Linked DNA regions of Homo sapiens: regions 1, 2, 3, 4 and 5 are each linked to region 6. A link is a loop called in an ENCODE intact Hi-C map of the cell type or tissue named here. Cell type or tissue: PC-9. All regions are shown on one strand.

Region 1 (5,000 bases), 220 kb before region 6:
ACGTGTTTATCTATGTGTGTGTATTTGTATGTGAAAGCAAGGGAAATCTGGAAGGATGTATACCCAAGTATTAACATTGGTGACTTCCAAGGAAAAAGAATGGCTTACGAATTTGGAGGTGGGGTACTAGAAATTTTATGCATTTTTGCTTTAATTTCTACAAGTGGCATATGCCATTTTTGTAATTTAAAAACCCGAGTAAGTTATTAAAAAATAAAGCAAGTCAATCAACATTGACAAATTGGGCTGAGGGGCAGCACCCGATAGTAGGATGTCAGCTGCGAGTGCAGAGATGGAAGCAGAAATGTTAGAGAAACACACAAGAGAAAAACCCACAGGAACTGATGATCAAATGGCTGCAGGAGGAAAGGGTCCAGATTTAGCCCCTCAGTTGTGGTTTAAGTAACTGGATGGACTGCAGGTTATTTATCAAATTAGAAAATATAGGAAGAAGAGCAGTGTGTAAATGGGAGGAAGGAAAATAAATTTCACCTAAATAAATTGAGTCTGAGATGCCTGTGGGACATCCAAGTGGATATGTTAGCAATTAGAGTTGGGAAGGAGATCTATGCTGCAGAAGCAGATTTCGGGATTAAAGCACAGGTGGCAGTTGGAGCCTTGGGTGAGCGTAAAATCACCCAGTAAGATTCTATAGAGTAAGAGGATCAAGGCTAGAACTGGCAACAACTACATTTAAGCAGTATGTAGAAAATAAAAATCCTGCAAAGAAGCTAAGGTGAGCAGTTGGTGAAAAACCAAGAGAGAATGGTTTCTCCTATGCCAAAGGAAGAGACCATTTAAATTACAAAACTAGTGAATAGTGTCAAATGCTGGAGGGTGGCCTGGGCAACTTTCTGTAAGTCTCACTATATGTCAAAATAAACAAAAAATTAAAAAAATTAAAAATAAATTTAAAAAACTAAAAGAAAAGAAATGATTAGAACTAAAAAATAATCTGTACAACTTTTTAAATTCTTCCCCAGAAAACTAACAATTACTAATAGGTATAACTTTTCATCCAATCATTTACAAGTGACAATGGTTAAAATCAAGTTAAATAACTGACAAGGTTGATAACATCAAAGTTGGCAAGGGTATGGAGCAACTGGAACTCTTACACAACATTAGCAGGCGAATGAAATGCTACCACCATTTTGGAAGAAGGTTCAGTGTAAAACTAAACATACATTAATCCTAGGGTACAGCAATTCTACTCCTAGACCCTGGAAAAATGAAAACATGTACCCATAAATAGACCTGTACAAGAATATTCATCGCAGCTTTATTCACAATAGCTAGAAGCTGGAAACAGTCCAGGTATTCATTGATAGGAAGGTGGATAAATAATGGCAAAAACCGCAATTACATTTGCACCAACCTATACAAAAATGGATAAATCTCAAAATCAATATGCTGAGCAAAAGGATCCATACAGACAATGGAATTCCATTTATATGAAGTTCTGGAACAGGCAAAACCTAATTTGTGTTTGAAAAAAAATCAGAACGGTGGTTGCCCTGGTAGGGGAAGGGTGCAGAGAATAACTGGGAAAGGGCATGAAAGAATTCTCTGGATGGTAATATCCTTTATCTTGAGAAGGGCATTTGTCAAAGCTCAGCAAATGTACAACTAAGATTTGTGTTTTTCATGGTATTAAATTTTACCTCAAAAAATACCATAGGCCAGGCACGGTGGCTCACGCCTGTAACCCCAGCATTTTGGGAGGCCAAGGCAGGTGGACAGCTTGAGGCCAAGAGTTCGAGACCAGCCTGGGCAACATGGTGAAACCCTGTCTCTACTAAAATACAAAAGAAATAGCCAGGTGTGGTGGCACAAGCCTGTAATCCAGCTACTTGGGAGGCTGAGGCATGAGAATCGCTTGAACCCAGAGGCAAAGGTTTCAGTGAGCCGAGATCACACCACTGCACTCCAGCCTGGGTAACAGAATGAGACTCTACATATTAAAAAAAAAAAATAATACCATAAACAAATGTTAAATCTGGTTAATGATATACATGCTGAAGTATTTTGTTTGCAATTGAATTTTAAAAGCATCAAAAGGAAATAAGAATTGATGTATTCAGAGAGATACAGACAAATGGACAGCTATGTGATAAAAGAGTCAAATGTTAATGGTAGAATCTACATGTGGGTACACTGGTGTTACTACAAAATTCTTCCAACTTTGATGTATGCTTGAAATTTTCATGGTAAAATGAAATAGGAAAACAAAATTAAATTATAAAAGGGATTCATACAGTTCTGTTAAATGGCACAATACCATCTGTGCTATTCTGTTTCTACCATGATGTTTCCTAACATTATATCATCTATTTACTATCTCTAGTAGTTAACTTTAATAGGCATGTAACCCTGCTACTCTCTCATGTAATTTCACTTTATTCAATTATAACTGCCGCTTTGTGGTCACTGTCAAATTTGATGTATATGAGGTTTGTAATGAGATATATATTAGTTCCTTCAAATAGGACCAAGTTTTTGAAAGTTTTCACTTTGCTTGATAATGAAAAATATAATAATCTACTAAATAGAGATTTTCTATGTCTTAAAAAGCCTTAACAAGTCAGTATGCATGAATTCTCTCATATGGTTCTACTACTCAAGACTCTACCCAAGTTTTTTTCAATCTGGCCACAGTTGGAATCTAAACTGGGAGGTGAGTTAACTTGACAGCCTTGGTGGAAGTTAGAAAACACTTTCCCTGCAACAACAGAAACTGCCAGGAGGTGGCAGGAGCGCAACACCAAGCATTTCAATCTGGGTTAGAAATACCAGAAATTTTAAAAATCACTCTCTCAGCTAGGTGCGGTGGCTCACGCCTGTAATCCCAGCACTTTGGGAGGCCAAGGCGGGCAGATTACGAGGTCAGGAGTTCCAGAGCAGCCTGACCAACATGGTGAAACCCCGTCTTTACTAAAAATACAAAAAAAAATTAGCCGGGCATGGTGGCACACGCCTGTAATCCCAGCTACTCAGGAAGCTGAGGCAGGAAAATCGCTTGAACCCGGGAGGTGGAGGTTGCAGTGAGCTGGGATCGCGCCACTGCACTCCAGCCTGGGCAACACAGTGAGACTCCATCTCAAATAAATAAATAAATAAATAAATAAAAATAATAATTTTTTTAAAAATCACTTTCTCTTAATTTAGCACCAGAAAATTATACGTATATGAAAACACAAGTGTAATAAAAGAGCATACTTTTATAGAATGAAGACATTTACTGACTTGTGATCATGTAGCTCAAACAACATTAAACTTCCAAAGATCTTAGTTTCACTCTAGACCTTCAAACCAGCTGTGCATCTGTGAGCAAGTCAGCCTTGCTTATTTCCTGGATCAAGGCTTCCTTAACTATAAAATGAAGACAACTGGACCAAATGTCTCTTAAATACCATCCCAGCTCTTGAGTTCTATGAATTTCAGTCACTGTAACTTCTGCAATTGATCCAAGCTGGTAGGTGTACTTTGGAAATATACCTCAAATCTACCTACATGCCAAACCCCACTGCCACCGCTAGTTGAAGCCACCATCATCTTTTGTCTGACAACTACAATAACCTCCCGACTGCCCTCCCTACTTACAGTCATGTCCTTCTCTCATACAATATCCACAACGCAGCCACAGTGGCACGATCATAGCTCACTGCAGCCTCGAACTCCTGAGTGCAAGTGATCCTCTAGTCTCGGCCTCCCGAATAGCTGGGACTACAGATGTGCATCACTACATCCAGCTAATTTTTGTATTTTTTGTAGAGATGGGATCTCACAGTTGCCTAGGCTGGTCTTGAACTCCCGGACTCAAGCAATCCTCCTGCCTCAGCCTCCCAAAGTGCCAGGATTATAGGCATAAGCCACCACACCTGGCCTTGGAATAACTTTTCTAAAAACTAATCAGATATTGTCACTCTCCTGCTCAAGATTCTTCACTGGCTTTCCTCTTCACCAAGAAAATCTGAACACTTCATTGTGGCCCAACATAAGCTGACCGCTGCCTACATCTCGTTTCACATCGCATGCCACCTTTCCCCTTGCTCTTGGTCCTCCAGGTGCAGAGACCTTCTTCCTACCCCATAAACATATCCAGCTCTCCCCCGCCTCAGGGCCTCTTCCCACAGTTCCTCAGATGGCAGACTCTGCATCCAGCAAGTTTCAGCTGCAATGTCACCTCCTAAGAGAAGACTGCTCCCTTCTCTGGCATAGCACTTTTTCTTTTTTTCTTTTTTTCTTTTTTTTTTCTTGAGACGGAGTCTTGCTCTGTCACCCAGGCTGAAGTGCAGTGACATGATCTCGGCTCACTGCAACCTCCGCCTCCCGGATTCAAGCAATTCTCCTGCCTCAGCCTCCCAACTAGCTGGGATTACAGGTGCCCACCGCCGCACCTAGCTGATTTTTGTATTTTTAGTAAAGACAGGGTTTCACCATGTTGGCCAGGCTGGTCTCAAACTCCTGACCTCAAGGGATCCTCGCGTCTCAGCCTCCCAAAGTGCTGGGATTACAGGCGTGAGCCACTGCGCCTGGCCTAGGATAGCACTTTCTTTTTCTTTCCCAGCATGCCATCACCATCTGTGATTATTTCATTTATTTGTCTGTCTGCTATCTACCTCCCACCCTCAGCCCAACTGGACTGTGAGCTCCATGGAAAGCCTTTACCTGTCTTGTTCACCACTGGATTCCCAGTGCTGCATCTGGTGCCGTGCCACAGCATCTGACACAAAGCCAGTGCTCAATAAACATCTTAAATTAATTAACAGAATGGAGGGATTAGCTCCTAGAGTCAGGCATGAAGGAAAAAAGAGCTGCACTTGGAGGCCTTTTCCATGCAAACAATTTGCATCCGGAGATTTATGAAGCTATTTCTCTTTCTCTTTTCTCTTTTTCTCCCCTCACCATAACGGGTATAGGATGGGGATATTTTCCATGGATTTAGGGAACTTCCAGCTATCCAACTTTTAAAACACAGTCCATCCATCTGAGTATAT
Region 2 (5,000 bases), 280 kb after region 6:
TTTTCACTTGAAATTACACATTAGGCTTATCTGACTTTTTATGGAGATTAACTAATTATAATCTCTATTTCCAGTTTGTTTCTAATTCAACAAATAAGGGAAATTTGGAGGGGAAATTTTCACTGTTTTTTACTCTCTATCCTACCCCCACCAACAGAATTTGAGCATAAAAACTGACTCCACAGAAAAGAGAGGTTAGGGCACTTATATCTGAAACCTGAAGTGAAATATAGAGGTAGGATGGCCCCTAGCACAAACCATCTTTGTCTGGACTGAGAAAGAATCCCCCTTGTCCAAGAGTAGGGAAAGGAATGGGTGTGGTCTGAACACCCTCCCACCTGAATGCTGATCTGTTCTGCCTCTTGAGCCATCATCAGGGCCACCCCCAGTTTCTGGCTGCAGTCATTTCTGCGCTTTTTCTGAAATAGAAGATTAGAGCCAATGATAAATATTGACTTAAAGATTAGAGTCATGACCAGGTGCGGTGGCTCACACCTGTAATCCCAGCACTTTGGGAGGCCGAGTCAGGTAGATCACGAGGTCAGGAGTTCAACACCAGCCTGGCCAAGATGGTGAAACCCCGTCTCTAATAAAAATACAAAAATTAGTTGGACATGGTGGTGGGCGCCTGTAACCCCAGCTCCTCGGGAGGGTGAGGCAGAGAACTGCTTGAACCCAGGAGGCAGAGGTTGCAGTGAGCCGAGATTACACTACTGAACTCCAGCCTGGGGGACAGAGCGAGACTCCATCTCAAAAAGAAAAAAAAAAGAAAAAGATTAGAGTCACTAATAAATATTAGAGAAGTGACCCCAGCATACTGCTACCCATCTGACATTCTCTTCGACTACAGTATTTATTTCCAGTTCCTAGTATTGATACGATACTCCTATTCTTAATATTTAGGGATCGGACATAACACCCCCCTTCCGTCTAATAGACGTCTTACCAATTCCTAACTAGGTATATGTATATGTTTGGAGACAGTCTCACTCTGTCACCCAGGCTGGAGTGCAGTGGTGCAATCTCAGCTCACTGCATCCTCCACCTCCCTGGTTCAAGCAATTCTTGTGCCTCAGCCTCCTGCTGGGACTACAGGCACACACCACCATGCCCAGCAAATTTTTTGTATTTTAGTAGAGACGGGGTTTCACCATGTTGCCAGGTGGTCTCAAACTCCTGAGCTCAGGCGATCTGCCCACCTCGGCCTCCCAAAGTGCTGGGATTACAGGTGTGAGCCAGCACACCTGGCCCTAGCAATATTTTCAACCAACATTTTGGTGTCCTCTCCAAAGTGAATCCCATGGAAATTTGAAAACAGGATTATAGGAGCCCAGGTGATTTCACTTTGAAGCTTCTGACAAGTTCCTTTAGATCCAGCTGTTTGATTTAATACTCATTGCTTGATTTTCTAAGGCCCCTGAGCCATTGAGCCTCTGCTCAATTGCAAGGCTGGTCAAACCCAAAGTGACTACAGGGAGGAAATATGATGGTGCTAACCCAATGGTTCTCAACCGGGTAGACTGTGCCCCCCAGAAGGCACCTGGCAATGGCTGGAGATAATTTTTTGGTTGTCACAACCATGGGCAGGGTGGAGGTGGGGGCTGCTGCTGGTTAGATGCCGCTGGAGCCTGGGGATGTTGCTAAACATCCCACGATGCACAGGACAGCCCTCCACAACCAAAAATTATCTCGCCCGAAATGCCAATAGTGCTGAGACTGAGAAATCCTGAGTTAATCTGTGCCCTCATTTCTGCCACACCTGCTTTGGCTAAACTGTAGAAAAAACCTCATCTTCAGAATGGCCCCCAATCTGTAGGCAGGGAAGGGGACTGAAAAAAAAAATTGCCCTGCTGCAGTCCTGGGAGCAAGAAGAGTCCTTCATGAATTACCTCACCCTTGGCACACCTGGTCAGACACAGAACTTTCTCCCGACATGGCTTACCCTGGGAGAAAATGAGGTTTAAGAAAAGGAAGATTTTGTTTTCTCTGTATCACAACAGAACCCCAAGATGTGCTCACCATGACTGATAGCTCCAGGGACAGCTCCTGGAAGTTCTTTAGCATGTTGACTGGGATCCATGCACGAGAAACTGTTTCTCCAAAAAACGTCACATGGTACTTAGACTGAAATAAAAGATGATCCTGTTACGGACTCCTGTCCTGCTCCCTGCTTTTCTCCTCTAGCCAGAACAGATCGGGAGAATGGGAATTCACCCAGAAGGAGGTGCTGGGCCTCACATACTCCTTTCAAAGCCTGACTCATCTACCCTACCCTCGTTGCAATTGTTCTTCCATTCTAACCTCAGGAATCCTAGCCAAAGCGTATTTATCAAAACCACTAATGCCCTGACAGTGGATAAATATTTAATTAGATACAAGTTTGTTTCTATTATATGTGTGAGCACTTATCTCTGTGTTTGTCATCCTAGTTAAGTGTCTGTTTTCACTTGTGTCTGCTGGCTATGTCCATGTCTCTTATCTGTACGTCTGTGAGGATGGATTTGTTCATTACTTTGGCCTGAGCTCCTTCTTACCCTGAACCAGGAAACTCACCGGCAGGGAATCAAGATGGGAAGTAAAAAGAAAATATTCCCCTAAGTCAGGATCAGATTCTATCATGCCTGGCCACCTGGAGAAGATAGTTGGGTGTAGGGGACAGAAGAGAAGGGGTTAGATGAACAGAACACAACCTCATCAATGTACATGCACAGAGAAGAGCAGTATGATTTTTTTTCTGAGACAAGGTCTCACTCTGTCACCCAGGCTGGAGTGCAGTGTTACAACCATGGCTCACTGCAGCTTTGATCTGTCAGGCGCAAGTGATCCTCCCACCTCAGCCTCCTGAGGAGCTGGGACTACAGGCACATGCCACCACACCCAGCTGTTTATTTTATTTTTTGCAGAGATGGGGTCTCACTATATAGCCAGGACTGATCTCAAACTCCTGGGTTCAAGCAATCCTCCTACCTCAACCTCCCAAAGTGCTGGGATTACAAGCGTGAGTCACTGCGCTCAGCCAGCAGTATGCTTTGCAAAAAAAGGATCCAAAAAATAGATTCCCCTTCCATCATCCCCCTCTAGTGGTCACTACTGAATGACTCGTGAGAAAGTGACTTCCATCGATGCACACAGGAGCTCAGAATATACCTAGTGAAGGTATCTTACCCTTCTGAGCCATCCACAATCCTAAGAACAAAATCTTCGACTAGAGACATCTCCAAAGAAGAAACTATCCCACTTTTCCTTGTTCCCTTTACTTTGTCTCTCTCAATCTCAATATTTTTATTTATTTTTGAGATGGGGACTCACTCTGTCGCCCAGACTGGAGTGCAGTGGTGCAATCTTGGTTCACTGCAACCTCTGCCTCCCGGATTCAAGTGATTCTTCTGCCTCAGCGTCCTGAGTAGCTGGGACTACAGGCACGCGCCACCACGTCTGGCTAATTTTTCTATTTTTAGTAGGGATGGGATTTCACCATGTTGGCCAGGCTGGTCTCAAACTTGTGGTCTCAGGTGATCTGCCCGCCTTGGCCTCCCAAAGTGCTGGGATTACAGGTGTGAGCCACTGCGCCTGGCCAATCTCAATATTTTTAAATGCCTCAGATCCACCCTCTTCTTTCTACCAGTTGGGGTAGCACTATCAGACCCTTTTTTCCAGGGAGCTATCACCTCCATGCTGAAACCTCCAGAAAATACACTCTTTCAAAGCCTCCAGGCTTGGTACTTTATCTTTTCTCTCACCCCATGCTCTTTCTAAGGCCAGAACCATTTCAATTACAGATGTTTTCCATTTGCTTCCACCCCTGCTTGAATCTACCTCTCCCAAGTTTGTGAAGGATGCTCTGACTGTGTCATAATGCCCTACCAGGGGTAACCGTATTGCTTGGCCCAGATGATGGATCCTGGGATGTAGGAGGCATAGGCCACATCACTCTCAAGCCCTGTCCAGGTCTCCTCAGGAATATCACAGCGATTATACTGCACATCTGCTGAAAGAGAGAAGGAATGAAGGGACAGGAAGAGACTCTTTAAGAGAAAGAGCTGGATGAGAGCTGGGGAGAGAACAAGAAGGAAATTGGTATATGCAGCAGGTGGGACCAAAGGGGCACCTGGGAGATCAGCACAGAGGAAGAATAAAGACCCATGGAGGAAATGCAGCTGGAACCAGCTGAAATGCAGCTGGAACCAGCTGAAATGCAGCTGGAGGCAGTAGGAATGGTGCCTCCTCATACTCCAGGAAGAGATTCCACACTCCTGCTTGCATGCCCGCGTGTCTGACTGTGCTCCTGTCTATGGAGCACCATAAGAATAATTTCTCTGAGACTCTGTTTTCTCATCTGTAAAATAATTGGGCTGGACAAGATCATCATCATCTCTTCCAACTAGTTCCAAACAGCCTAGAATTCTAAGCGCACCAGATCTCTCTCGTCTGTTTTCCCCGATATATCCTATATCCCTCCCTATCCACCAACCCAATACCAATATTTTAATCAGGATTGACAGGGGCAGACCAATGCTCATGTATTTAGATTCCAGGCCCCTCCCCAACAAGATCACTTTACAGGGCATCTTCCTCCAGCCTTTTCTGCCCAGATTCATCTCCATATGAGAGGCAGATCCTTCCTCTCTCCCAAGCACTACAAGGACACTGAGTGCTAACTATATTTACGTAGTATTTAATCTAAAGGATAAGTGCAGAGAAAGAAAGGGAGGAACAATAAAACATGAATGAAAACATTTCCAGTCTTTTCTACCTGTGTTCTGATCACAGGACCAATTATCTGGGAGAACTGAGGGGTCAATGTTCCCACACAGCCGCCTCCATTTCCCACAGTTTGGGAAGGAACACTGGACCCAGACCAGACATTGACCTGTGAGAGGAAAAAAATGAAATAAGAGACTTAAAAATATGCTCTTCCTTCTTTAATCCAACTAAAATCAGGATAACCCTCCCAACTCCCAGAATGACATAGCCAGAGAGACATTAGAGATCAACCAGCC
Region 3 (5,000 bases), 140 kb before region 6:
GCAGGACGATTGCTTGAGCCCAACAGTTGGAAGCTGCAGTGAGCTATGATCACACCATTGTACTCCAGCCTGGGCAACAGAGGTCTTTAAAAACAAAAAATCAATAACGTGTAATAATCTTTTTTTAAAACTCCCTAACAGGATGTGTGGCAGGTTCCTGAGGTGGTGGCTGCTGGCGGAGGAGAGCTGGCACTCCACCCCCGTGGGGCGCCTCCTGTTTCCCGTGCTCCTGGGATTCCGCCTTGTGCTGCTGGCTGCCAGTGGGCCTGGAGTCTATGGCGATGAGCAGAGTGAATTCGTGTGTCACACCCAGCAGCCGGGCTGCAAGGCTGCCTGCTTCGATGCCTTCCACCCGCTCTCCCCGCTGCGTTTCTGGGTCTTCCAGGTCATCTTGGTGGCTGTACCTAGCGTCCTCTACATGGGTTTCACTCTGTATCACGTGATCTGGCACTGGGAAGAATCATGAAAGGGGACGGAGGAAGAGGACACCCTGATCCAGGGAGGGGAGAGCAGCAGAGATACCCCAGGGGCTGGAAGCCTCAGGCTGCTCTGAGCTTATGTGGCTCAGCTGGGAGCTCAGCTGGTCCTGGAGGGGACAGCGCCGGGGTTGCAGTACCACCTGTATGGGTTCCAGATGCCCAGCTCCTTTGCATGTGGCCAAGAGCCTTGCCCGTATAGATTAACTTGCACCTTTTCCCACCCCTCGGAGAAGATCATCTTTCTAAAAGCCATGTTTGGGGTCAGTGGGTTCCGTCTCTTGTTCACTCTTTTGGAGATTGTGCTTCTGGGTCTGGGAAGACTGTGTAAGCCCCTGCGGAACTTCCTGGGTGGGGCCTCTTCCTCCAGCCACGCCCTGGCCCTGAGCAGCAAAAGGAACCTCCAGCAGACACTGTGAGCCATCCATCGGCCTGGTCAGCCTTGTTCCATTTCAGAGACCATGTTCCCCACAGCCCCAGTGACTAGGGGTGACATCTCCTGACCTCCCCCACCTGTGGATATGGCCAAGTCGAGGTACCGGTTAACCAAAGATGCTGAAGGAGTGAAGAACCAGCCATCCCCTAATACGCAGGATGGTTATATTGATTATGTCAAACTGAAAACTTTGGAGAAACTCCTCTCTCAGAAAGCGATAACTGGGCCAGACACGGTGGCTCATGCCTGTAATCCCAGCATTTTGGGAGGCCTAGGCAGGTGGATCACTTGAGGTCAGGAGTTCAAGACCAGCCAGGCCAACATGGTGAAACCCGTGTCTACTAAAACTACAAAAATTCTGGGCATGGTGGTGGGCGTCTGTAATCCCAGCTACTTGAGAGGCTGAGGCAGGAGAATTGCTTGAACCTGGGAGGTGGAGGTTGCAAAGAGCCGAGATCATGCCACTGCACTCCAGCCTGGGTGACTCCGTCTCAAAAAAAAAAAAAAAAAAAAAAAGTGCTGGTGTTCCTTAGGACTGTGTTGCGGGCCCTCTCTCTCCCCATTCCACACCCTCACTCTCCCTGGATAACTTTCCCTTTGTCTATAGCTCCAGCCACCACGTCCTTGCGGATGACTTCCCAGTGCAGATCCCCAGTCTGGGCTACCTCTCGAGTTCAGGCTTGAAATCCTGTCGTTCGGCCAGGCACGGTGGCTCACGCTGTAATATCAGCCCTCTGGGGGTCGAGGCGGGCAGATCACCTGAGGTCAAGTGTCTGAGACCAGTCTGGCCAACATGGTGAAACCCCGTCTCTACTAAAAATACAAAAAATTACAGGCATGCATGGTGGTGCGTGCCTATAATCCCAACTACTTGGGAGGCTGAGACAGGAGAATCGCTTGAACCCTGGAGGCAGAGGTTGCAGTGAGCCGAGATCGCACCACTGCACTCCAGCTTGGGCGACAGAGACTCTGGTCAGATGCCTCCTAGGCTCAGGCACCTGCTCTGGGAGCAGTGGGCTCCTCTGCATCCTTGAGCACCTAATCTTTATGTGCAGGATCATAAAACACACCGTGCGGATCAGTGTCAGATTTCCTTCTTAAGCTAATAGAACAGAATGCAGCTTTCAGGATTCAGGAAAGATTTTTCTGCACAGGCAAGTCAGTTGCAGTCGCGTGTTATTGCCACCAGAGGACACAATGATCCTGCTAACATGATGAAAGACTCTCCCAGCGGATTTAATAACAATCTTAGCAATTTTTTATTTATTTTTTTTTTCTTGCTCCGTCGCCAGGCTGGAGTGCAGTGGTGCCATCTCGGCTCACTGTAACCTCCGCCTCCCGCCTCCTGGGTTCAAGCGATTCTCCTGCCTCAGTCTGCCGAGTAGCTGGGATTACAGGCGCGCACCAACATGCCCGGCTAATTTTTGTATTTTTAGTAGAGACGGGGTTTCACCATATAGACCAGGCTGGTGGGTGATCCGCCCATCTTGGCCTCCCAACGTGCTAGGATTACAGGGGTGAGCCACCGCGCCTGGCCTTAATCTACTTTTTATATCTGTGGTTTTGCCTTTCCTGGTCATTCCATCTATGTTGAATACTACAATACGTGGCCTTCTGTGCAAGGGCAATTGGTTCCATGCTTAGTCCCACCAGATGATAGATGTTAACCAATATTTACTGATAAGTTGGGGCCTCTCCGACAAGGAGACCAATGAGGCTGTCTCCTTCAAAAGCATCTCAGCTCTGTCTTGGAGCTTTGAGTTGAGAGTTTTTTTTTCAAGCCAGATTTTACGTCGTTCCCAGACACATTCACAAGCCTTGCTGGACCAAAGAAAAAAAACGAGTTAGCCTGGGCACAGCGGCTCACACCTGTAATACCAACACTTTGGGAGGCCAAGATGGGTGGATGGCTTGATGCCAGGAGTTCGAGACCAGCCTGGTCAACATAGCGAGACCCCCCATCTCTAAAAAATAAAATAAAGTACATATACCAGCAATGATGTATAACCGAAAAATAAATAAATAAACAAGTTAATATTGAAATGTCATGTTTGCCCCCAACCCAAATAAGCACTATAACCTCTTGTTATTCACTTCTCATGCAACCAGTCTTCTGTTCTCTGTGAGTCTTTAGGAAATGAGGAGCATGATCTTCTAGCAGTAAAACACCTGTAGAGAATTGCCTTATGTTTTTTGTTTGTTTATTTGTTTGTGTGCTTTGGTTTGGTTTGCTTTTTTTTTTTTTTTTTTTTTTTTTTTGAGATGGAGTCTCGCCCTGTTGCCCAGGCTGGAGTGTAGTGGCGAAATCTCGGCTCACTGCAACCTCCACCTCCCTGGTTCAAGCAATTCCCCTGTCTCAGCCTCCCGAGTAGCTGAGATTACAGGTGCACACCACCACGCCCGGCTAATTTTTTTGTATTTTTAGTAGAGATGGGGTTTCACCATGTTGGCCAGACTGGTCTCGAACTTCTGACCTCAGGCAATCCGCCTGCCTCAGCCTCCCAAAGCGCTGGGATTACAGGCATGAGCCACTGCGCCCCGCCTCCATGTTAATCACTCTTTCTGATTTCAAATAACTCATTATCCCCATGACCTTATGGATTTGTTTTTCCTCTTCATCCACAAAATTCTCCAGAGAAGTCTCCCTTGTTATCTCTTGGCTGTGCTTTCTATCTCACCAGTTATCTTTCTCCAAAGAGCTTCCTCTGCAAAGAAGCTTTGTATATGAAGACCATGTGGGGGCTGAATCAAGACCAAGTTTCACAACCTAAAAGTAGTTCACAAAGCTTCCTTGCCTCTATTCTCTGCAAATCTGTAAACTCTTCAGCTGACCCAATTTCTCTCTTTAGCCTTCAGAGATTATTTTATTTTATTTTATTTCATTTCATTTCATTTCATTTTGACAGAATCTAGCTCTGTCGCCCAGGCTGGAGTGCAGTGGCACCATCTTTGCTCACTGCAACCTCCCCCTCACAGGTTCAAGCAACTGTCCTGCCTCAGCCTCCCGAGTAGCTGGGATTACAGGCGTGAGCCACCACGCCCAGCTGATTTTTTTTTGTATTTTTAGTAGAGACAGGGTTTTGCCATGTTGGTCAGGCTGGTCTGGAACTCCTGATCTCAAATGATCCGCCTGCCTTCACCTCCCAAAGTGCTGGGATTACAGGCGGGAGCCACCACACCAGCCAATTCTATTTTTAATTTTATTGAAGAAGCGCTGTACTATTTCTCACGGGGGCTGCACCATGTTATGTTCCCACCAGCAATGCACAAAGATTCCAATTTGTCCACATCCTCACCAAACACCTGCTATTTTGTTTTGTTTTGTTGGTGGTGGTGGTGGTTTTTTGTGTTTGTTTGTTTGTTTGTTTTTAGTACAGGGAGAGTATCCCTAATCCAAATATCTGAGCTCCAAAAGTTACAAAACCAGAACTTGAGGGCCATCATGGCACTTAGAGAAAATGCTCATTAGAGCATTTCAGACTTAGGATTTTGGGATTAGGGCTGCTCAACCAGTAAAGCAAATATTCCAAAGTCAAAAAAAAATTCTGAAATCTGAAACATTTCCGGTCCCAAGCATTTCAGATAAGGGATATTTAAACTGTAGCCATCCCGACGAGTGTGAGGCGTCTTCTCAAAAGTCTTGCACACTATTTTGTCTGCTTTGATCTGTCATGTGTTTCCTACCACTTTGAAAGCATAACGAATTTTATCCGTATTCATTTATGATGAGAGGCAGTCCAGGCAGTGCAAAGGGCACAAATCGTGGTCCCACAAGTCCTGGCTTCTGACCCGGATCACTGTGAGACCCTGAGCAAGCAAGAACTTGCTCCAGGCCTCAGTTTCCTTGGTCTCTGGGGGAAGCCAGGATGATAATCAGCCATGCTCCAACCCCTCAGCTGAAACTCAGGCCTGGATGCATTGTAAATGGATTTCCTCTTCCACAGGTGAGCCGCTGAATTCGATTCCTTCTTCCTTCCTTCCTTCCTTCTTTCCTTCCTTCCTTTCTTCCTTCCTCTCTTCCTTCCTTCCCTCTCTCCCTCCTCCCTCCCTCTGTCCTTCCTCCCTCTCTCCTTCCCTCTCTTCTTTCC
Region 4 (5,000 bases), 84 kb after region 6:
CCAGGAGGAACTGCTGCTGGTGTAGTGGGAAAAGCCTGGCATTTGGAGTGAGGTGACATGAGTGCTAGTCCTCAACTCCATGTCAAGTTAGCGCTTTTACCCCTCCTCAGCCTCCATTTTCTCATCTTTATTTTTTAATTATTTTTATTTTTTGAGGTAGAGTCTCTCTTTGTCACCTAGGCTGGAGTGCAGTGGCATAGTCTCGGCTCACTGCAACCTCTGCCTCCTGGGCTCAAGCAATTCTCCTGCCTCAGACTCCCAAGTAGCTGGGATTACAGGCACGCGCCATCATGCCCGGCTAATTTTTTTTGTATTTTTAGTAGAGACGGGGTTTTGCCATGTTGGCCAGGCTAATCTCGAACACCTGACCTCAAGTGGCTCCACCTGGCTCAGCCTCCCTAAGTGCTGGGATTACAGGTGTGAGCCACTGCGTGGGGCCCATTTTCTCATCTTTAAAACAGAGCTGTTAGCCTGTAGTTCCAGCAACTCGGGAGGTGGAGACAGGAGGATCAATAGTCCAGGAGTTGGAGTCCAGCCTGGGTAACATAGTAAACACGTGTCTCTTAAAAAAAAATCAACAATTCAAAAATAAATAAAATGGACCTTTTACATAAAATATAAGGTAAAACCACCTTATAAATGGAAAAGGGCTATGTCTGAGTTCAGGCTACTGTAACAGAATTCCATAGACTGGTGTCTTACAAACAGCAGGTATGTATTTCTCACAGTTCTGGAGGCTGAAGTCCAAGGGTTGGGTTCTGGTGAGGGCCTTCTTCCAGCCTGTAGACTGCTGGCTTCTAGTTGTATCCTCACCTGGAGGAGAAACAGCAAGCTAGCCCTCTGGCCTGGGCTTAGAAGGGCATTCATCCATCCATGAGGGCTGCACCCCTATGACCCAATCACCTCCCAAAGGCCCCACTTCCAAACAGCATCACACTGGGGGAAGGATTTCAATATGTGGGTTTAGGGGGACACAGATATTCAGTCCATTACAGGCTGCGTATCTTCTGCTGTTATTCTTCTGTTCTCTTCTCTGCAGGGAAGGAAAAAGAACAGAATAGAACAGAACAGGGGAGTCTTGTGCTCAGAAGGAGAAACCAAACAATGATACCTTCAAACCAGAGACTAGAGAGCAAGGCCTCTGTTAAAATATTATTTCCTAACATCTCAGAAAAAATCCGTTTTCTGGTTTCCAAAACAAAGTCATTTAAGGGGCTCAGTCAGCAGGCCAAGAAGCGCTCTGCAGTCAGGCCTGATCCTGGTGCCCACACTGACTTCCCTCCCAGGAGGTGCCATAGGGGCCTGCTGTGCCCATATTTGTTCTTATGAGGCTGGGAAAGGAACTGGTTTTTTTATTTGCGAAGTGACAGGAGTGTGTAAAGGCCTTTTTGACTTTTAACCTCATTCTCTCTAGCAAGCAAGTAGCTACTCTTCCACCAGTGAGCGCGGGCTGGACCTCTTAGATTCTACAGAGCTGGATATTGAGGTGAGTGTCCCCAGAGCAGGAGTTATGTATCCTTCGGAAATGCTGGCAGGCAACCCGTGCACTCATCAAATTGACAGGCCATAGCCTGGGGGTGGCCCTCTGGGCTGTCTCTGGGGCTTTGAGGGTAACCCAGGGGAGGATGGTCTGCCCATTGGCCCGTTGCTGTGTCCTGTGTATTCCTTTCATCTTTCTCATTATAGGATTTCTGACAGGACTCTGGGCCCCTCCCCAGCTCCACTCCCTACCTCAAGAATGTGACCATTTGGAAAAGGCAAAGAGAAAAGGAGCAAAATGAAGCATTCCCCCAGGCTTCAGCCCTGGGCTCTGAGGGGAAAGAGTTGGGCATTGTTTTTCTAACCTAACCTTTCCCTCTGGGGTAGAGAAGCCGAGAGACCCTGTCCTCCCTAATGCACTGTGGCCCAGTCCCCTTGCCTTTTTCCTGTTCTGTTTGGAGTGGAGAAGGGCAGCACCTCTGTGTTTAATGGAAATAGCCCATAGTCTCCTGGATTTTTGGAACATCTTTCTCAGCCTATTTTGTGTCCTAATGATTCGCTCAATAAACATGTTTGAATCCACACGTTCCCAAGGTGTGGCTTGAGATCGTTAAACTGATGGAGGTCAGGTTCTTGGTCCGCCTTGTCCCATGGCCCAGCATATAGATGTCCCCACACCCTGCAGGTGCTTTGTCTACAGGCTCTCCAGGAAGTATTGCTTAGTAACTGAGAGGTGGGGTGAGGCAGTAGAGATGGGGAGAGTTTGACTGCCTGTGAGTAGTTTATCTAGTGGCCACAGCCTCTGCAGTAGTAAAAGTTGTGCTGACAGGTGGCAGAGTGGAGCAGGACCTTGTGAAGCTACCTGTCTCACCCATGTGAGCCAGGCCAGGCCATGTGTCCTGGCAGCCTTCACCCACGGGTTCTTTCCAAAGGAAATTTTATCCTCATCCCAAAGATACCTGTCATAATTTGGAATTTGATCAAATCACAGTATCTGAGAGTTAAAAGGAAACTAAGGAGTTACTCTAAATGTCCAACCCTAAAATCCAAGTGACAATGTCACCTTCACTCTTGCCTTCTCCAGCTAGTTCTTCACCAAATTCTGTCAAGACTTGGTGAAGAAAATTCTCTGGCCTATGTCCTCCACACATTGTCACCATCGTCTCTCACCTAGACTGCCACAGTGCAGCCTCAGGGCCAGCCTCTTGAAACTCAGACAGACTTGTTTGCTCTTGTTTTGCCTTGTGGAGCAGCACAGCACCTCTGTTCTCTCTTGTCCCTCTGACAAGCAGTATTTGAAGACGGCTGTTGTCATTTTGTACTTTCACTGTTTTCTTCTGTGGTTTAAGGAATGCTTCAGCCTCTCTCTTTAGATAAAATTTCCAGTTCTTCCCATCATGGGCACCTGCTTTAGTGACAGGTTCTCACTGTGGTCTCCTAGGTCAGACACAGCCATCCAGCTAGTGATGTGTGCAGAAAAAGCCGTGACTCCCTGCAATCAGGTCACTCATCCAAGACCACCTCGCCCCTTTCATTCTCCCTCCCCGCCCCCACCTGCCCCTCCCAGATGAAAGCTATAAGAAATTGGGTTGAGTCTCCTTTTGGAAAGGTAGCCCTCGGGGAGTCAGAGCTGGGGTGTGGGGGAAGGCTAACTCATTGAGCGATCTTTCGCCTGTATTCAGGTAGAATAGTTCTGGGGAAAGGAGCCTGTTTTGTGGGATGAGGGAACAGAGTGGGAGAACTGAGGAGAAGATGTGGAGGTCTCTCAAAATCCAGGAGGGGAAAGATTCCTGAATTATTTAAATACTAACCAAGCTAAGGGTGCTTCACAAGAGGATAAGAGCAGCTTGGGGGCTTTGCATCAATATGGACACCTGTGTACAGCCAGGCAGCCCAGTGCACTGGGTTGAGTCACAGCCTTAGAATCTGGGAGCTTGACACCATGCTCTCTAAAGCCTTTGACACTGTTTATTGAGAGGCTGGGTCTAGGTTGTCTCCTCTTGAATATGGGCTTTGTGATGCTTGACTAATAGAAGATGATAGAAATGATGCCATGCTAGTTAGTGGGCCCAGATTTTAAGGAAACTGGCAGTTTCCGTTTCCTGTCTCTTCCTGTACCTGGGTTCACACTTGGAACCCGGTCACCATTCTGTGAGCAAGGCCAGCAGCCAAAGGAAAAGGCCACGTGTAGGTGTTCCTGCCAGCAGTCCTCACCGAGGTCCCAGCCAACATCCATGTTGGCTGCCAGATTCAGTCCAGATGGGAGTCAGATGATTCCAACCTTCCCTGTTTTTCAGTTTTCCCAGCTGAGGTCCAGGGATCAGGGAGCAGAGACAGCCCATCTTTTCTGTGCACTTTCCAAATTCCTGATCGTGGAGCCCATGAGCATAGTAAGATGTAAAGCACTCAGTCTGGAGGGGTTTGTTATGTAGCCATAGCAACCGGAACAGGGCCTTAAGAGTCATAAGACTCCCAACTTTTGGACATTTGTATCAGTTTTTTAAAAAATTGTAAGTTATATAAACATATACTAATTCTTCTATATTATACACATTTAAAATGTAACATGAGTTGACGAAATAAGTGTTTTAAAATATTTCATTGGTTAACACTGCAAAATGCCTTTTTGCTCTTAAAAAAGGGCTTAGAGCAAAGTGAGAAACATTTTTTAAAATCATGGTTCAACATTTTCTGAAGTTCAGTTGAAAGTTCAGTTTAGGGCTGGGTGCGGTGGCTCAGGCCTGTAATCCCAGCACTTTGGGAGGCCAAGGCGGGCAGATCACGAGGTCAAGAGATTGAGACCATCCTGGCCAACATGGTGAAACCCCGTCTCTACTAAAAATACAACAAAATTAGCTGGGTGTGGTGGCATGAGCCTGTAGTCCCAGCTACTCGGGAGGCTGAGACAGGAGAATCGCTTGAATTTGGGAGATGGAGGTTGCAGTGAGCCGACCCAGCAAGACTCCGTTTCAAAAAAAAAAAAAAGTTCAATTTATTCTGATACTTTTAATGACCTTCATAACTGCCAGGAGTACCTCTCAAAAACAGGCAAATCAAGTGGATTAGGTGCCTCTTTGCAGTTACCGCTTTTTAAATAGATCCAAACCCGCTGAAAATCTTCATCTAGAAGACTTGTGAACAGGTCAGAGGATGATTTCCCGGCACAGACAACAGTGCTCTCATGAGGACAGGCATTGTCTGGGAGCACAAAACCTGAAGTGTGTGAGCTGCAGTGTGTGGTGATGGGCTGGGGGTTTGCCTCTCTTCCCTCACAATACTGATCGTATTCCAAGGGAATCATGACTTACAATGTTTTTATCTACACTTGATCTTGGCCAAAAGGCCAAGAAGCGATACTGTCTTTTTGTCTTAAAAGGTTAGAATGTTTCTTTATTTCTACTGCACAACATCTGTGGATACTTTTTTGTGCACGCCCTCACCCTGACAGGCTCAGCTGTGAAGGGTTCATGCCAGCAAGCCCCCTGCTGGCCGTCCAGGACAGCCCAGGGCTCTGGCTTCTC
Region 5 (5,000 bases), 220 kb after region 6:
CACCACACCCGGCTAATGTTTATTTTTTGTAAAGGCAGGGTCTCACTATGTTGCCCAGGCTGGTCTCAAACTCCTGGGCTCAAGTGATCCACCCACCTCAGCCTCCGGAAGTACTGGGATTATAGTCATGAGCCACCACATCCAGCCAGCACCACAGGATTAAGCAGACATGATGAGTCTTTGACACAGGGGCAAACCAGGACCCAGAGAGGTGACTTGGGACAGGGCTGTCTCTTCAGTCCTTACCACACCGTGGACGAGATCAACCTTAAGACAGCACCCTGGGCTCTCACTGGACCCTGGATTCTGGCTCACAGCACACAAAGCAAACTGATCCCTGGAAAGGGTCACTTGTTGCTGCCTAGCAGCATTCTGGTAGGTTGGCATCCTCAAAGTGACATAAGCAGTGAAGCAATTCAGAGCAACATTTATTTATCAAGACAGGGTCTCACTCTGTCACCCAGACTGGAGTGCAGTGGTGTAATCACAGTTCACTGCAACTTCTGCCTCCTGGGCTTAAGCGATCCTTCAACCTCAGCCTCCCAAATAGTTGAAACTACAGGTGCCCACCACCACTCCTGGCTAATTCTTTCTTTCTTGCTTGCTTGCTTGCTTGCTTGCTTGCTTGCTTGCTTGCTTGCTTGCTTTCTTTCTTTCTTTCTTTCTTTCTTTCTTTCTTTCTTTCTCTTTCTTTTTCTTTCTTTCTTTCTTCTTCTTTCTTTCTCTCTCTTTTTCTCTGTCTCTCTCTCTCTCCCTCCCTCCCTCTCTCTCTCTTTTTCTTTCTTTCTTTCTTTTTTTTTTTTTTTTGTAGCGATAGGGTCTCACCATGTTGCCCAGGCTGGTCTTGAACTCCTGGACTCATCCTAAAGTGCTGGCCTCTCATTCCCTGTCTGTGCACACCTCACGGCAAGGGCCAGCCTGTTTCCTCCCGGTCACCTCCAAATCTTGCTGCTTTTAATTCAACTCAGAGGTATGCACTTGAGGTAGGAGGGCAGGGGAAGTGGGGATGGCAGGACATGGATGGCCCTTGAGGCATTGGCTCTGGGTGTCATGGGCTGTGAGAGTCAAGAAGGGCAGTGGCCTGCCTGACTTGGGTTCGAAAGGGTCACTCTGGCCACTGCGGTGAGAACTGAAACTAGCCAGGCCAATTCTCCATTGTTCCTGCTCTTCCAGGTAGGAGAATATTAGATTAGGTCTGGAGTCAGAAGGTAGCAGGGGCTGGGGGTTGCAGGGGGATGTTGAGAAGAAGTGGTCCTTTGGTCAGGGTGGGAAGCCAACAGGATTTCCTGGTGCATTGGAGGTGAAAGGGAAGAGGCGCTGGTGGTTGTGCTTTGGGCCTGAGCAGCCAGAAGCCGTTGCCATCACCTATGACAAGGGAGACAGCGCCTGGGGCAGAGCCCAGTATGGGGTGCATTCAGGGTAGATCAGGAGGTATGAGTGGGCAGTGGGCGAGCCAGGCTGGGGGTTGTGGGGGAGGCCTGGGTTGCAGGTTTAAGCGTGGGACCCACGTCAGATTGGTGGTGGGTCATGCATGCTGGGGTGGCTCTCAGGTCCTCCCTGCTGGCTTCCCACTCCCAGGGGCTTTCTCCTCCCAGATTCCTTAGCTGGGTGAGGGGCAGGACAGAGCCCTTTCCTAGGGAAGCCCGGCACCCCCTGCTGTCCAGGGAAGGGGAGTCCTTCTAGCCCCTGACAGCTTCTCTGCCCCTCCCCTGGCCTCCCCAGGCCTAGCCAGGGTTGAGTTCTCACCCACCTGTGCCGCCCTGCCTTGTTACCTGGAAGCACAGCCTTGGGGACTGAGCAGGCCCTCACTGTCACTTTAAGAAGGGAATCAGCCACTTTGTGCTCACCACCTCTGGGGAAGGTGTGAGAGGAGAGAAGGAAGTGGCTGTTTGGCTGCTGACAACATGAAGACTTCCTGCGATGAGAACAGAGGCACAGGTGCCGGCCCTGCAGCCCCCAGAACCCGGACTGGAGGGGGCCATGGGGCGCCGGACCCTGGCCCTGCCCTGGGTGCTGCTGACCCTGCGTGTCACTGCAGGTGAGTGCCGGCACCAGAGAGGGGCAGGGGCTGCAGGGAGGGTGATGTAGGACGACAGCCCACCCACCTTGCTGCTGTTCCACAGGGACCCCGGAGGTGTGAGTACAAGTTCGGATGGAGGCCACCGAGCTCTCGTCCTTCACCATCCGTTGTGGGTTCCTGGAGTCTGGCTCCATCTCCCTGGTGACTGTGAGCAGGGGGGGCCCCGATGGTGCTGGGGGGACCACGCTGGCTGTGTTGCACCCGGAACTTGGCATCCAGCAATGGGCCCCTGCTCGCCAGGCCCGCTGGGAAACCCAGAGCAGCATCTCTCTCATCCTGGAAGGCTCTGGGGCCAGCAGCCCCTGCGCCAACACCACCTTCTGCTGCAAGTTTGCGTCCTTCCCTGAGGGCTCCTGGGAGGCCTGTGGGAGCCTCCCGCCCAGCTCAGACCCAGGTGGGGCCGGGGTGAGGGGTCCAGGAGGGCAGGGAGGGGCTCGGGAACTGGCCATCCATCTGATTCTTGCCTCTGTGCCCAGGGCTCTCTGTCCCGCCGACTCCTGCCCCCATTCTGCGGGCAGACCTGGCCGGGATCTTGGGGGTCTCAGGAGTCCTTCTCTTTGACTGTGGCTACCTCCTTCATCTGCTGTGCCGACAGAAGCACCGGTGAGACCTGGGCCCTGTCCACGTCCCCCTGACACTGGGCTGGCCACATGCCGTGCAGAGCTCTGACCATCCTTGCTCTCTCCCAGCCCTGCCCCTAGGCTCCAGCCATCCCACACCAGCTCCTAGGCACTGAGAGCACGAGCATGGGTGAGGAGGGGGGCTGCTTTGGGGATGAGGTGGCAGGGGTAGGGGGGGCCAGGGCTGGGCCCAAGCTGTACAGACTCACTTGATCCTCCTTCCCCCGCGCAGGCACCCAGCCAGGCCTCCCAGGCTGCTCTCCACGTCCCTTATGCCACTATCAACACCAGCTGCTGCCCAGCTACTTTGGACACAGCTCACCCCCGACAGGGGGCCGTCCTGGTGGGCATCACTCCCCACCCACACCGCACACTGGCCCCAGGGCCCTGCTGCCTGGGCCTCCACATCCATCCCTGCACATGGCAGCTTTGTCTCTGTTGAGAATGGACTCTACGCTTAGGCTGGGCAGAGGCCTCCCTGCACTGGTCCTGGCCTCACTCTTTTCCCTGACCCTTGGGGCCCAGGGCCATGGAGGGACCCTTAGGAGTTCAATGAGAGAGACCATGAGGCCACTGGGCTTTCCCCTTCCCAGGCCTCCTGGGTGCCACCCCCTTACGTTATTCTTGGGCCTCTAATAAGTGTCCCACAGGTGCCTGGCCAGGCCCACCTGCTGCAGATGTGGTCTGTGTGTGTGCATGTGTGGGTGTGTGTGGGCACAGGTGTGAGTGTGTGAGCAACAGTACCCCATTCCAGTCGTTTCCTGCTGTGACTAAGTCAGCAACACAGTTCCTCTGACATGGGCCTTGGCTGTGCTTCTTTGGGGGTGAAGAGATTGGGGAGGAAGTCTCCACCCCTGGGAGGCAGAAGCCAGGTGAGAACCAGAGTGGGTTGGGGCCTCCTTGCAGGGCTGGGTTTGGCCCAGGGAGAGGGCAGTGTCCCAGTCTTAGAGATCTGTCCTGGCTTCTTGGGGTGGCGGGGGGTTGGGGGAGCTTCCTGAGGGACACCTGTGGCTTCCTAGACAGAATTGGGGGATCCCAGCGGGATGGTCCCTGCTGCAATCCCACCATGTCCTAGGACAGCAGCAAGGGTTCCTGGGGCTTCAGCCTGAGAAAAGTCCCTGTGATTTGACCTGGCGTCCCTCTGCCGGGCTCCCTGCTGTGGCCTGGGCTAGAGTCCTGATGCCCTCCTTCCACAGCTGGCATCAGGCAGGGCTGGAAAGTAGGAGGACTTGCCTGAAATCTGGCTGGATTTCAGAGCCTTGCTCTGTCACCCAGGCTGGAGTGCATTGGCACGATCTTGGCTTACTTCAACCTCCACCTCCCGGGTTCTAGTGATTCTCCTGCGTCAGCCTCCCGAGTAGCTGGGACTACGGATGTGCACCATCGTGTCCGCTAATTTTTGTATTTTTTTTTTTTTTTTCAGTAGAGACGGGTTTCACCATGTTTGGCTGGGCTGGTCTCGAACTCCTGACCTCAGGTGATCCACCCACCTTGGCCTCCCAAAGTGCTGAGATTACAGACTTGAGCCACGGTGCCCCGCCTGAATAGGAGCTTCTTAATCAAAATTTCAGCATGGCTCTGGGTCAAAATTGACCAGCTGATTTAATAAGTTGATGTAAAAATTTTACAGTCAGCTACCCCTGGGAGGGGGAGTCTCTCCCTAGTCAGTGAGGCACCAGATGCCAGAGCATTGGCAATGTACAAGGGGCTCAGCCCTGTGGCTCATATGTGTAATCCCAGCACACTGAGAGGATGCCTTGAGCCTGGGAGATTGAGGCCAGCCTGGGTAACAGTGACACCACGTCTCTGCAAAAAAGAAAATTAGGGGAGAACTGTGGTGCGTGCCTATAGTCCCACCTACAGGCAGAGCGAGACCATGTCCCCCACTAAAAAGAGGCCAAGAATGCAGGAAATATAGATAATATGGGCCCTGTGATGGGTGGAGGCCAAATAGATCAATACAGAATTGAAGAAGACACAGAGCACTTGTATTTCCCTTCAGGCATAGCGCGCTGGCTAGGACTCCAGTACCGTGAAGGGAGGCAGTGAGAGCAGACATCTGTGCCTCATTCCTGATCTCAAGGGGAAAGCAAGAACAAGGTGGGTGCCAAGGAGGGGCAAGGGGCTGGGGCAGGCATAGACGTGGCTGGTGAGGAAAGGAGGATAGTTGTTGGGGGAAGGTGGGGACATACAAGCAGCAGTTCTCAAAATGGGCAGGGTCCTGGCCCCCTCCCTGCCTCTGCTGAACACTGCATCCCATGCCTCTCCCATGGCCACCTGCTGGGCTAACGGGCTGGATT
Region 6 (5,000 bases):
CGGAAGAGGGTCCTGGTCGTTGCCGACGTGGTCGTACCTGGTCACGGGCCCCCCTTTCGAGTGTTAAGGGAAGCCTCGCAGCCCGAGACGGAGGGTGGAGGGAACAGCCAGCAGGAGCCGGTGGTCGGAGACGAGGAGCCCGCCCTGCACTAATCAGCCTCGAGAGGGACTGCACTCTTGTCAGGGAAGCCCTAACAGCGAAGAGCTGCTGGAGACAGAGTCAGAGCAGTCAAGGGTGGGAGCTTCCAGCCCTTCCAGGAGGCCAGTTTTCTAGTGAAGACAGAGTGCACCTGACACTGCCATCACATCGTCAGTATCACTGCCTGTCTCTGCCACCAAACTAAGATCAAAGGAGGGGCTCAGCTCCCTGTGCATTCTCCCTGGGCCTCAGTAAAATGGGAGAAGGTTCGTGGGAGGGGCCTCCAAAATAAAAATGGAAACTGCATTGAAAATCATAGTGCCCTAGTGTAAATGTGAAGCATTGACAATGATAATCGTGCAAACATGGTAATCTACAACTACAGCAGAGGCATACTTTGGCCAATTGCCCCTTTCTTATAGGATGGAGGTTGCTGAGAGAAGGTACAGGGCATAAAGATGACCCCTTAGTCACCTGACTTATGTATTTGTTCATATTTTTTTGTCACACAGGCTAGAGTGCAGTTGTGCAGTCATAGCTCACTGCAGCCTCCAGCTTAAGCCATCCACCTGCCTCAGCCTCCCAAGTAGCTGGGATGACAGGCAAGTGCCACTATGCCCCACTAATTTTTTTTTTTTTTTGAAACACGGTTTCACTCTGTCCCCACAGGCTGCAATGCAATAGCACAATCTTGTACTGCAGACTGCACTGCAACCTCTGCCTCCTGGGTTCAATTGGTTCTTGTGCCTCAGCCTTCCCAGCAGCTGGGATTACAGGCTCACACTACCATGTCCAGCTAATTTTTATATTTTTAGTAGAGAAAGGGTCTTACCATGTTGGCCACACTGGTCTCAAACTCCTGGCCTCAAGTGATCTGCCCATCTCAGCCTCCCAAAGTGCTGAGGTTACAGGTATGAACCACCATGCCTGGCTATCAGCTAATTTTTTTTTTTCATTTTTTTTCAGAAATGGTCTCACTGTGTTGCCCAGGCTGGTCTTGAACTCCTGACCTAAAAAGATCCTACCTTCTCAGGCCCTCTGCATTTTTTTTTGCTGGGATTACAGGCATGAGCCACTGTGCCCTTCCCCAAGTGTGATGATTTAATATCTGTTTTCTTTCAGCAGCCGGATTGCTCCCATGGGCATGGGATGGGGCCACACCTGCCTGGCTCTCCTATGCTTGGGACCTCCAGCACCTTGGACAACCTCTGGCACAGAGTAGGGCGGGGTGAAACAGCAACAGATGCCTGAAGTGAGATCCTAAGAGCTCACAGAGCAGACCAGTTCTACTTGCTCTAAGCACTTTCTGTACATTATTATTATTATTATTATTGACTGAGTCTTGCTCTGTAACCCAGGCTGGAGTGTAGTGGTGCAATCAAAACTCACTGTGACCTGGAACTCCTGGGCTTAAGTGATCCTTCCACTTCAGCCTTCAGCCTCCCAAACTGCTGGGGTTACAGGCGTGAGCCACCGTGCCCAGCCCCATCCATTAACTTATTTGTTCCTCATCGCAGCTCTGAGCTAAGTACTATTATTATCTTTCTTTCTTTCTTTCCTTTCTCTCTCTCTCTCTGTCTCTTTCTTTCTTTCCACAGAGTCTCACTCTGTTGCCCAGGTTGGAGGAGTGCAGTGGCTCGATCTCGGTCAATGCAACCTCCGCCTCCTGGGTTCAAGCACTTCTCTGCCTCAGCCTTCCGAGTAGCTGGGATTACAGGTGCCTGCCACCGTGCCCAGCTACATTTTTTTTTTTTTTCTGAGACGGAGTTTCACTCTTGTTGCCCAGGCTGGAATACAGTGGCACAGTCTCAGCTCACTGCAACCTCCGCCTCCTGGGTTCAAGCGATTCTTGTGCCTCAGCCACCCGAGTAGCTGGGACTACAGGCGCACACCACCACATCTAGCTAAATTTTCTATTTTTAGTAGAGACAGGGTTTCACCATGTTGGCCAGGCTGGTCTCGAACTCCTGACCTCAGGCGATCCACCCACCTCAGCCTCCCAAAGTGCTGGGATTACAGGCGTGAGTCACTGCGCCTGGCTTTTTGTATTTTTTTTTTTAAGCGGAGATGGGGTTTTGCCATGTTGGCCAGGCTGGTTGAACTCCTGACCTCAGGTGATCCAGCTGCCTCAGCCTCCCAAAGTGCTAGGATTACAGATGTTGAGCTGCCACACCTGGCCTATTATTCCTTTTCACAAATAAGAAAATACTGAAGTGCTGAGTGGTTAAGTGACTTGACCTTAAGTCAACAGAGATGACATAAATAGTAATTAGTGGCTGGGTGAGGTGGCTCACACCTGTAATCCCAGAGCTTTGGGAAGCTGAGGTGGGAGGATTGCTTGAGCCCAGGAGTTTGAGGCCAGCCTGGGCAACATAGCAAAACCCCAACTCTAAAAAAAGAAAAAAAAAATTAGTTGGGCTTGGTGGAGCCCACCTGCAGCCCCAGCTACTTGGGAGGCTGAGGCAGAAGGATCACTTGAGCCCAGGAGTTGGAGGCTGCAGTGAAGCCATGATTGCATCACTGCACTCCAGCATGGGCAACAGGTCAAGACCCTGAAAGTTATTGGCAAAGAGTAACTGGCAGAGCAGAGATTCCAACCCAGGCAATCTCGCTACAGAGGTGGACTTTACCTCTTCATGGCATTCTGAGGCGGCTCCTGCAATGAATAATAGATTGATTTCCAATCGACCAATGCAAAAGGGACACGTGGTTTTTCTTTTCTAACCAAAGAGAGCATACGCATTAGACTGGAAAGACCAGAGTTTCCTAGTGCTAAGTTCTCAGGTTGAGGACTGAGTGCCACTGGAAATTTCCCGGACGAAAAGCTGCTTGGAGCCTCCAGGGACCGGCATCCGGTAAGAGAAGGCGCTGCAGGAGCCTCCAGCTTAGCCCCCCTACCTGGGTACTTCGCCCCGGCCCCACTACCTCCAGGCATCCGAGCGGCAGCTGTTAACTTTCGTGATCTTTGGCGCCCCCTTCTGCAGGCCCGCGGAGCAGCAGCCGTCTCGACTGCCGTCCCTCTCCCGGGAGCGCAGCAGCCTCTTTCTTTCCTTTTTCTTTTCTTTTCTTTTCTTTTCTTTTCTTTTCTTTTCTTTTCTTTTCTTTTCTTTTCTTTTCTTTTCTTTTCTTTTCTTTTCTTTTCTTTTTCTTTCTTTCTCTCTTTCTTTCTCTCTTTCTCTCTTTCCTTCTTTCCTTCTTTTTCTCTCCTTCCTTCCTTCCTTTCTTTCTTTCTTTCTCTCTCTCTTTCTCTCCCCGCTTCTCTCTTTCTTTCTTTTTTTCTTTTGAGACGGAGTCTCGCTCTGTTACCCAGGCTGGAATGCAGTGGCGCGATCTCGACTCGCTGCAAGCTCTGCCTTCCAGGTTCACGCCATTCTCCTGCCTCAGCATCCCGAGTAGCTGGGACTACAGGCGCCCGCCACCACACCCGGCTAATTTTTGTATTTTTAGTAGAGACGGGGTTTCACCGTGTTAGCCACGATGGTCTCGATCTCCTGATGTCGTGATTCGCCCGCCTCCGCCTCCCAAAGTGCTGGGATTACAGGCTTGAGCAACCGCGCCGGGCCCTTTTCTTTCCTTTTCCTTTTCTTTCTTTTCTTTCTTTCTTTGTTTCTTTGTTTCTTTCTTTCTTTCTTTCTTTCTTTCTTTCTTTCTTTCTTTCTTTCTTTTTCTTTCTTCTCTCTCTCTCTTCCTTCCTTCCTTTCTTTTTTTAGAGACAGAGTCTTGGGCCGGGCACAGTGGCTCATACCTGCAAGATTCCATCTCATAAATAAATAAATAAATAAATAAATAAATAAATAAAATTTATGTAGCCATGAGGTGTCACCGTGTTGCCCAGGCTGGTCTTGAACTTCCAGGCTAAAGCAATCCTTCCACCTCATACTCTAGAGTAGCTGGGACTACAGGTACACAACACTATGCCTGGCTAATTTTTTATTTTATTTTTTATAGAGATGGGGTCTCACTGTGTTGCCTGGGCTCAAGTGATTCTCTCGCCTTGGCCTCTCAAAGTACTGGGATTACAGGCATGAGCCATTGCGCCCAGCCTGGAAGGAGGTTTTGGTTCACCAAACATAATCCTCCTCTTGCTGGTAGGTCTCCAGCAGGTGCTCCACTTATACTGGCATATACGGTCTTATACTGGCTCTGACCCAAAGCCTAGTGTCTAAGCCACCACCAAACACATCTGCAGGTCCCTTCTTGTGTTTAAAACTATATGTCTGTGGCTGGGCGTGGTGGCTTACGCCTGTAATCCCAGCACTTTGGGAGGCTGAGGGGGGTGGGTCACTTGACGTCAGGAGTCCGAGACCAGCCTGGCCAGCATGGTGAAATCCTATCTCTACTAAAAATACAAAAATTAGCTCGGCGTGGTAGCATGCACCTATAATCCCAGTTACTCGGGAGGCTGAGGTAGGAGAATCGCTTGAACACGGGAAGTGGAGGTTGCAGTGAGTCGATTGTGCCACTGAACTCCAGCCTGGATGACAGAGGGAGACTCCATCTCAAAAAACAAACAAACAAAAAACAACTGTATGTCTGTGGGTTTTGCTAAATCCCACAGAGAATAACTCGCATCTCTGTCTCCTGATCCTCACTGGTGCACCTGCACACCCTCCCCTTGCCACCAGAGGGGAGTCTAGGCTTGCCTCCAACTCCCTGGTCTCCAGCTCTCCCTACCCCTGACAAACCCTTCCTTCTCTGTGCCTCAAAACCTGGAGTAAATCCCCCTTTCCCCTCCTATCTCCTCTGTTGGCAACCCTGCTTCTACCATCTCCATCCTAGACGTAGAACAAGGAGCTTGTTTACACACAGAAGAAAGAGAGGCGCTGAGTTAGGGAGTAGCTAATGAAAGTGGATCTCTGAG

Evidence for each region. Peaks named below come from ENCODE experiments on the same cell type or tissue, not always from the same donor. Only the 100,000 strongest peaks of a DNase experiment are listed, where the experiment ranks them.
Region 1: a loop joins it to region 6, with 27 times the contacts of the local background. A loop is called at or near these places in 22 of 110 quality-filtered maps.
Region 2: it touches region 6 in a loop (12-fold over the local background); 21 of 110 quality-filtered maps call a loop at or near these places.
Region 3: it touches region 6 in a loop (36-fold over the local background); 52 of 110 quality-filtered maps call a loop at or near these places.
Region 4: it touches region 6 in a loop (11-fold over the local background); 90 of 110 quality-filtered maps call a loop at or near these places.
Region 5: it touches region 6 in a loop (4-fold over the local background); 29 of 110 quality-filtered maps call a loop at or near these places.

What each region holds. Positions count from the first base shown.
Region 1 is chr7:99,910,569-99,915,568 of GRCh38, forward strand. The region is part of intron 1 of TRIM4 (tripartite motif containing 4); the gene reads right to left. Among named protein-coding and RNA genes, the nearest start is that of TRIM4, 6.5 kb to the right of the region's middle. In PC-9, CTCF peaks have their summits at 2,760 (motif pointing right) and 2,960; no DNase peak of the experiment used is centred here.
Region 2 is chr7:100,404,675-100,409,674 of GRCh38, forward strand. It overlaps ZCWPW1 (zinc finger CW-type and PWWP domain containing 1), which reads right to left. Exons shown (of 18, transcript NM_001386010.1): 9 at 4,754-4,870; 10 at 3,865-3,985; 11 at 2,554-2,629; 12 at 2,020-2,124; 13 at 339-419. Among named protein-coding and RNA genes, the nearest start is that of ZCWPW1, 22 kb to the right of the region's middle. In PC-9, CTCF peaks have their summits at 3,089 (motif pointing left) and 3,288; a DNase peak (open chromatin) is centred at 3,077.
Region 3 is chr7:99,992,255-99,997,254 of GRCh38, forward strand. It overlaps LOC105375423 (a long non-coding RNA gene), which reads left to right and starts at 4,821. Exons shown (of 3, transcript NR_159960.1): 1 at 4,821-4,856. It also overlaps the pseudogene LOC100128334. RefSeq lists an enhancer at 1,822-2,323. In PC-9, a CTCF peak has its summit at 2,122 (motif pointing right); a DNase peak (open chromatin) is centred at 2,087; H3K27me3 peaks cover 1,648 bases.
Region 4 is chr7:100,212,321-100,217,320 of GRCh38, forward strand. It overlaps STAG3 (STAG3 cohesin complex component), which reads left to right. Exons shown (of 34, transcript NM_001282717.2): 33 at 1,415-1,486; 34 at 1,687-2,061. The coding sequence ends at 1,695. It also overlaps the pseudogene CASTOR3P. Among named protein-coding and RNA genes, the nearest start is that of PVRIG, 5.1 kb to the right of the region's middle. In PC-9, CTCF peaks have their summits at 2,310 and 4,804; a DNase peak (open chromatin) is centred at 2,181; H3K27ac peaks cover 888 bases.
Region 5 is chr7:100,350,441-100,355,440 of GRCh38, forward strand. It overlaps STAG3L5P-PVRIG2P-PILRB (STAG3L5P-PVRIG2P-PILRB readthrough), which reads left to right. Exons shown (of 17, transcript NR_036570.1): 6 at 812-970; 7 at 1,822-2,038; 8 at 2,124-2,474; 9 at 2,557-2,683; 10 at 2,770-2,830; 11 at 2,933-3,043; 12 at 4,703-4,800. It also overlaps the pseudogene PVRIG2P. Among named protein-coding and RNA genes, the nearest start is that of MIR6840, 3.7 kb to the right of the region's middle. In PC-9, no CTCF peak of the experiment used is centred here; no DNase peak of the experiment used is centred here.
Region 6 is chr7:100,128,044-100,133,043 of GRCh38, forward strand. MBLAC1 (metallo-beta-lactamase domain containing 1) reads left to right here. Exons shown (of 2, transcript NM_203397.3): 2 at 1-452. The coding sequence ends at 153. Among named protein-coding and RNA genes, the nearest start is that of MBLAC1, 3.6 kb to the left of the region's middle. In PC-9, CTCF peaks have their summits at 3,080 (motif pointing left), 3,279, 4,749 (motif pointing right) and 4,950; DNase peaks (open chromatin) are centred at 2,348 and 4,760; H3K4me3 peaks cover 156 bases; H3K27ac peaks cover 743 bases.